2 separate regions of the Homo sapiens genome follow, and region 2 is linked to region 1. The links are chromatin contacts, found by Hi-C in ENCODE. All regions are on one chromosome and are shown on one strand. The core of a region is the stretch at or near the end of the contact, and the rest is flanking DNA. Distances in the headings are between cores, read along the strand shown.

Region 1 (2,996 bases), core at 413-2,912:
CTTGGCCTCCCAAAGTGGTAGGATTACAGATGTGAGCTACTGCCCCCGGCCAAAAATTTTTTTTTTTAAATAAAAATGACAGAGTTCTACACCCACAGGTTTGGACGAGGGACCTATTAGGTGATTCTAATATGCAGCCAGGGTTGAGAGCCACCACCGTAGAGCTCTGTGCAAATCTGAGGGTTTTTCCAAGTTTTACTTGCACAGCTTGAGTATCCCTTATCCAAAATGCTTTGGGCTAGGCATATTTCAGCTTTCAGGTTTTTTCCAATGTTTTTGGATTTTGGAATCTTTGCATTATACTGGTCGAGCATCCCTCATGTGAAAATTTGCCCCAAAGAACCCCAAAGAACATTTCTATTGAATGTCATGTTGGCACTAAAAAAAAGTTTCAGATTCTTGACCATTTCAGATTTCATATTTTCAGATTTAGGGTTACTCAGTTGGTGTAATGCAGATATTCTCAAAATCCAGAATCTGAAATCAGAAACACTTCTCGTCCCCAGCATTTCAGATAGGAGATCTTCCACCTGTATAAGAGATTGACAGAGATTGATATCCATGACTTGGTCCATTTCCAGCCGTATTTTTTCTCAATGTGTCATACACTCTTGAAGCATCTTTATGACGACGAGAATCCTGGGTTTTCTTTCTTTGACCAAGCCTCTGCTGTAGAGTTTGAAGAGTATCGTATCTTCTCCATAATTGTATTTTTGCCATATTCGGTGAGCCAAGGTAGGCTGGCTGCTATGACAGACAGCCATCAAATCTTAGGGGTGTAACACAGGGATGGTCTATTTCTTGCTCCTCTCCGGCCCCTGGTGGGTAGGGGAGGGACTCGAGTCTACTCTGTAGGCTTCTTTGCTTGGGAGATGTACCATCTCTGAGGACACTTAGGTGGCAAGCGGAAGGTGGAGCCCAGAGGACTGTGAAGGGGGTTTTTAGCTACCAGGCATAGAAGTGGCTGATAGCCCCATGGCTCAGTTGTTCAACTGGCTACACTTGGTCCCCTTGTTACTGCCTGCCTGCCGGGTTTTTTGTTTTTTTGTTTTTTTTAATTATTTTTTTGAGATGGAGTCTGGCTCTGTTGCCCAGGCTGGAATGCAGTGGTGTGATCTCCATTCACTGCAACCTCCACCTCCCAGGTTCAAGTGATTCTTCTGCCTCAGCCTCCCATGTAGCTGGGATTACAGACGTGCGCCACCACGCCCGGCTAATTTTTGTATTTTGAGTAGAGACAGGGTTTCACCATGTTAGCCAGGCTGGTCTCAAACTTCTGACCTCAAGTAATCCACCCGCCTCAGCCTCCCATGGTGCTGGGATTACAGGCGCAAGCCACAGTGCCCGGCCTCTGCCTGCTGTTTTTACTGCAAGGGAGTCTAAATGTTTTCGGCTTCTGTGTGCCCGAGGATAAAGAGGTAGGTTGAGGAACACATAACATTGTTTCGGCCTCACCATTTTCACTAGACAACTTAACCTTCTAGTTTTTGTTTTAATAACTCAGCCACCAACAGCTGTCGCGTCAATATAGATATGTTTTAAATATGGAAGATGATTTAAATCGTTCCTTGAAACTGTCTCTCTTGGTTTCTGTGAGTCATTCTGTGCACTGTTGTTGAATGCCTCCCCCGTGCCAGGCACTGGGCCGAGCAGATGCCAGTTATTCAATGTATGCTAAGCTCTGTACTGGGAAGATTCTGGTGGCTGGTAAGGGAAACCCCAACTAAAGGTGGCCTAATTTATGCTGCCTTTTACTATTTCAGACTACATGAGGCAGGGCAGTTTCAGGGATGTGGATTCAGCCCCCGCCCCGGCTGGGCTTGCCTCTGATTTTCTTGGCTTTTGCTTTATGATTTCAAGACAGGTTTAGATCGTCAGATCTTTGTTGTCTGCCGCAAAAGGGACATTTCCGCCCAGTGTCGTGTGTGTGCGCGCAAACCTCCCCTAGGAGCCCACAGTACCCTTGACATTACGACATTATGTCTTTGTGGAATCGTGACACTGGCCCCTGCCCAGGCCTGTCGCTAGCAGAGCAGGTGAAAGGACTGTGGTTGTCTAGACCAGTGGAGATCCCTGGGACCCCTGCACCCAGCCCGGCATGTTGGCGTCATCTCTGAGTCATTTCTTCTCTTTTATTACATGCAATTGATTCACATTTTTAGCAAAATTCCTCTTTCTTGATAACGTCCCAGCTCTTGGTACTCCACAGGACTTCTCTTTAGAACGCAAAAGGGGCTCATCTGCCCATCCCACCATTCAGCGGTTGTCAGCGTGCTGCCTCGTGATGGCGTTTGTATGGCTGTGCTCTTGCTTATCCCTTCAGTTTACCTTTCTTGTAAGTTTCCAGCCTCTTTGCTACTTCTGTTCTCTGCACAACACCAAGCATGGTGCCATATGCCAGATGGATGGGGTTTCTCCGTTCAAGTCTCTCTCATGTCCGTATCTTCCTCTCCGTCTCCAGCCTTGTTAACTGTGTTTGGGACCTGGCCACCGCGGGCCTAAACAACGGCAGCAGCTGGTCTCCCGAGGGACCCTTCGGTCCTTCTAGAGCTTTTCCTCCAGAGCTGCGTTTCCTACAGGTGGCCTTGATGAGGTCATCACCACCCTCCAGCTCCTGCACTTGCCTCTGAAGCATCCAGCTGAACCTCAGCTCATCTTCTCTGCCGCCTTTCGTCTCAGCCCAGCTGACCTAACCAGACCTGGATCTCATTCTCCCATAAGAATCTTTCCCAGCTTCTGTGGTTTCTGTGCTTTCTTGGCCTGACTCATGTTTGCTGGTCTTTTAAGGCATAACTCATCCCTTATTTACTTCTGTCCTTTGCCTCCCTTCCCTCTGGATTTTTTGTTCACTTGTCCTTAACTATCACTAACACGTGACCTTGGCAGGACTTTGGATCAGGCCGAGCTGGCATTAAGAGTCCAACTCGGACACTCAGCCATGCTTCCCTCATGGGATTATTGTGGGAATAACATGAGTTAGTGTGGGTTGTGTACCC
Region 2 (3,155 bases), core at 386-2,885, 490 kb before region 1:
AGCTCAAAATAACTCCAGTTACCTTCCCAAATAGCAGAATAGAAATCAAAAGGATGGAGATTAATCCCATCAATCTTGAGACAAGAAACCGGAAAACACCAAAATAGGAAATTTCATAAATGAGTTTTTTTCATAGATGAAACCTGACTGAAATTTGCTGGATATGTATATGCCTCCTATCTATGAAAGAACACTTAAGATCGGTGTCCTATAGTTAGCTCTGATCATGGACACTAACTAGTATGTGCCTGTTTCAGTGAAGATACTGTGTTTTGTTATACCATGATGTTTCATTCAAGGAAAATTAAAGTCCCAGGATGCTTTACGAAAACAAACTTCCTGTTAGCAATGCAGTAAGTACTCTTGGCTATGCTGGTACCTAATGATTTACCCAACTTAGGTAAAGAAGTTACCCAGCTAAAGTATGTCTAGGTCTTGTCAGCGCAAGTAGTTGACAACCAAGTCCTTACTGTCCACTAGACCTACGTCTTGATTCCAGAGAGAAAGAAGATTCTCCAAGACTGGGGAATGACATTCCGGGAGTGCCAGTACCACCTCTGCCTCCATATTGCCAGGAACAGACTGAAGATGGCCTTCTCTCAGGGTTGAGACCAGGAAGGGCCATCCTGGGATGCATGGCACATGCCAGCTCTTGGGGACCAGAGTCCATTCCCATCATGCAGAGGCGGCATCAGCTACGGAAAAGAATCTTCAAAGTGGAGGGACAAGCCTGGCATCCCTGTACAAGTTCCTCTGGATTCCTCATAGTTTCCTCCTTGCAGTACGCACAAAGGCACCCAGTAAATGAACGTTAGACCCTGGAACACTTCATTCTTCATAGAGGAGAGGGACATGCCTAAGTTAGTGAAGCAAATATGCGGTAAGTTCCCCGATGGTTCTGACTTGCCTGTTCAGCACAGGCTGTGCAGTCCCTTCTCTTCATTTTAAATCATTCATGAGGCAAGAACAATCTAGGTTAATCCAAATTAACATGGCCCAACATTGTTCCCTTCCTGGCTGAGCCAATTACTCCCACACGTACTACATTTTCTGCTGCATATACAACTTCAAACTACAGCTCAAGTTTTTTTCTTCAGTATGGTAAAATTCAATGTCATGAACCATGGCTAGGTTAAAATTCTGATTTAAACATTTTGGTGACTATATTTCTAACACTTTTTAGTTGCTTCAACACCTAATGGAGTTATAAAAAAGAAAAATAAATATATATAGCTCAGATTTTAATTCTCCTACTCTGCAACTCCAAATAAATTCAGAAAAATGTCTCAGTTTCATTTATTCAAAAAATGGCAATTTGTAGTAATAAATGCTAATCTGGGAGGCTGATTTGATTGTTCTAATTACCAAAAAGCTTAGCATTTTTTTTATTAGAAGAAGGGGAAGTGGGGAAGACAGTGAATATATAAAATATTACTTCCACCAAGCATATTTTTCTGCAATAAATGCATGGCATTTAATCAGTAACTATATAAATGTCCTCCATGGTTCACTGAATCTTTTACCACTCCATCACCATCACCGGCCCCCAAGCTATTTTGTATATGCGAGGACACGCGGGTAATTACCTGGACATTCCCCTTCTTTTTCCTTATGTAAAACAGTTGCCTGGTGGTTACTGTGTTTACAGATTTCTTGTATGCTGTGCTTTCAAGCATTAAGAATTCAAATTTATCTCACTATAGAAACAAGAACCCAAAGTGCCAAAAAATGATCATAAATACCAGTTGAACCCAACGGGTATAATACTTACATAATCCTCACTTTCACCACTTTTTCTTTCCCAATGAGGTAAGAGACAGACTATAGGCTACTCCCAAAATACTCAAAGATTTTTTTCCCTTTTTTATTTAACCATGTGTAATGTAACCCGTAAGAATGGAACCAGGTTCGTCTGAATCCATTGTGTCATTAATGTCCCTTTGAGAATCAATTCCATTACACTGGCCTTCACACATTCCACAGGACATTTCCTATGTCGGAGTTTTCTAAACTATGAAATTGTTATTCATTACTCTGTGAGTTTTGGAGAATCAAGACATGGAAGAGACATCCCATCAGTCTGTGCATACCTATGCATCGTGACATTAAATTGTCACCGGGTATGTACCCAAACCATTAAATGGGACCTTGCCTCAGAGATCATAAAGGCTACACCCTTTTGTAAGTAAAGCAAGGAAGGTCTGGGAAGGTTGGAAGTGACTTAAAACCCATCCAAGTCACTAGTGGCAAAATCAGGACCGAAATCCGGTCACCATAAAGGCCGGCTCCATGCTTGCTTCCGCATCACTGCTGTCTCATAGCACAATTCTCAGGTGGCCTTTCCTGGCTCTACCATGAATATGATAAAAATAAAAATAGGGGATGGGATAGAACAGAATAACCATTAGTGGTGCCACAATTTACAAACACAGGTTTCTATAAGATCCTGTCATTCATTTTTTCCCCAGCCTTCAAGATCAAATCTATTTATTGTCTTTTAACGTGTTTTATTCAAAATCTTTCTTCTTCTTAATTAGTTACATTTTCAGAGGGTGCATATGCATAGATGCAGTAAGTTTTCAGTTTAACTTCTTCTGAGATAGTTTACTGACATTGCCCTAGCTATTTTTTTCAACAAATAATGTTGGCATTTTTTTTTTTTTAAATAGAGGTGGGGTCTCACTATCTTACTCAGGCTGGTCCTCAACTCTTGGGCTCAAGCCATCCACCTGCCTCGGCCTCCAAAAGTGCTGGGATTACAGGCGTGATCCACCGTCCCTGGTCTATTTTTTTACTTCTATCCAAATATATTCAGAAAAATGGCCAATACAGTGCTCTGTTCTCTGATAAAGTAGTTATTGAAGGGGACTAGAAAAGTAAAACAAACAGAACAAAAAACCCAATAGTCTTTATTACTTCTTTTTAATTGTTTAACTTTATTACTGTTGCACCATTTATACAATTACATATAATTTCAATGCATCCATTGTACATTTTTTTGTTTTTTTTTTGTTTTTTTTTTCCATTTTCCAATGAGTGGTGTGTTGGTGTCTGTGACACAGAATGGAAGAGAAACTGGAACTGCAATGAACGCAGACTTTTTTTTTTTTTTTTTTTCATTTCCACTGACCAATAAACAGAACTACAGGTGCACC

What was found. A loop is a pair of places that touch in the nucleus more often than their neighbours do. Pooled maps may share reads with other maps.
Region 2: a loop to region 1 is called in a pooled map, with 6 times the contacts of the local background. The contact joins two enhancer-like sites. A Hi-C loop is called at or near these places in 9 of 37 single-sample maps with no recorded cell type and 3 of 50 pooled maps.

What each region holds. Positions count from the first base shown.
Region 1 is chr5:16,783,942-16,786,937 of GRCh38, reverse strand. All of the region lies in intron 4 of MYO10 (myosin X), which reads left to right. Among named protein-coding and RNA genes, the nearest start is that of MYO10, 150 kb to the left of the region's middle. Within about 2 kb of position 1,662, at least 2 of the 41 ENCODE cell types and tissues checked have a DNase peak (open chromatin) inside an H3K27ac peak, as active enhancers do.
Region 2 is chr5:17,276,596-17,279,750 of GRCh38, reverse strand. BASP1 (brain abundant membrane attached signal protein 1) reads right to left here. Exons shown (of 2, transcript NM_006317.5): 2 at 2,917-3,155. Among named protein-coding and RNA genes, the nearest start is that of BASP1, 61 kb to the right of the region's middle. Within about 2 kb of position 1,635, at least 2 of the 41 ENCODE cell types and tissues checked have a DNase peak (open chromatin) inside an H3K27ac peak, as active enhancers do.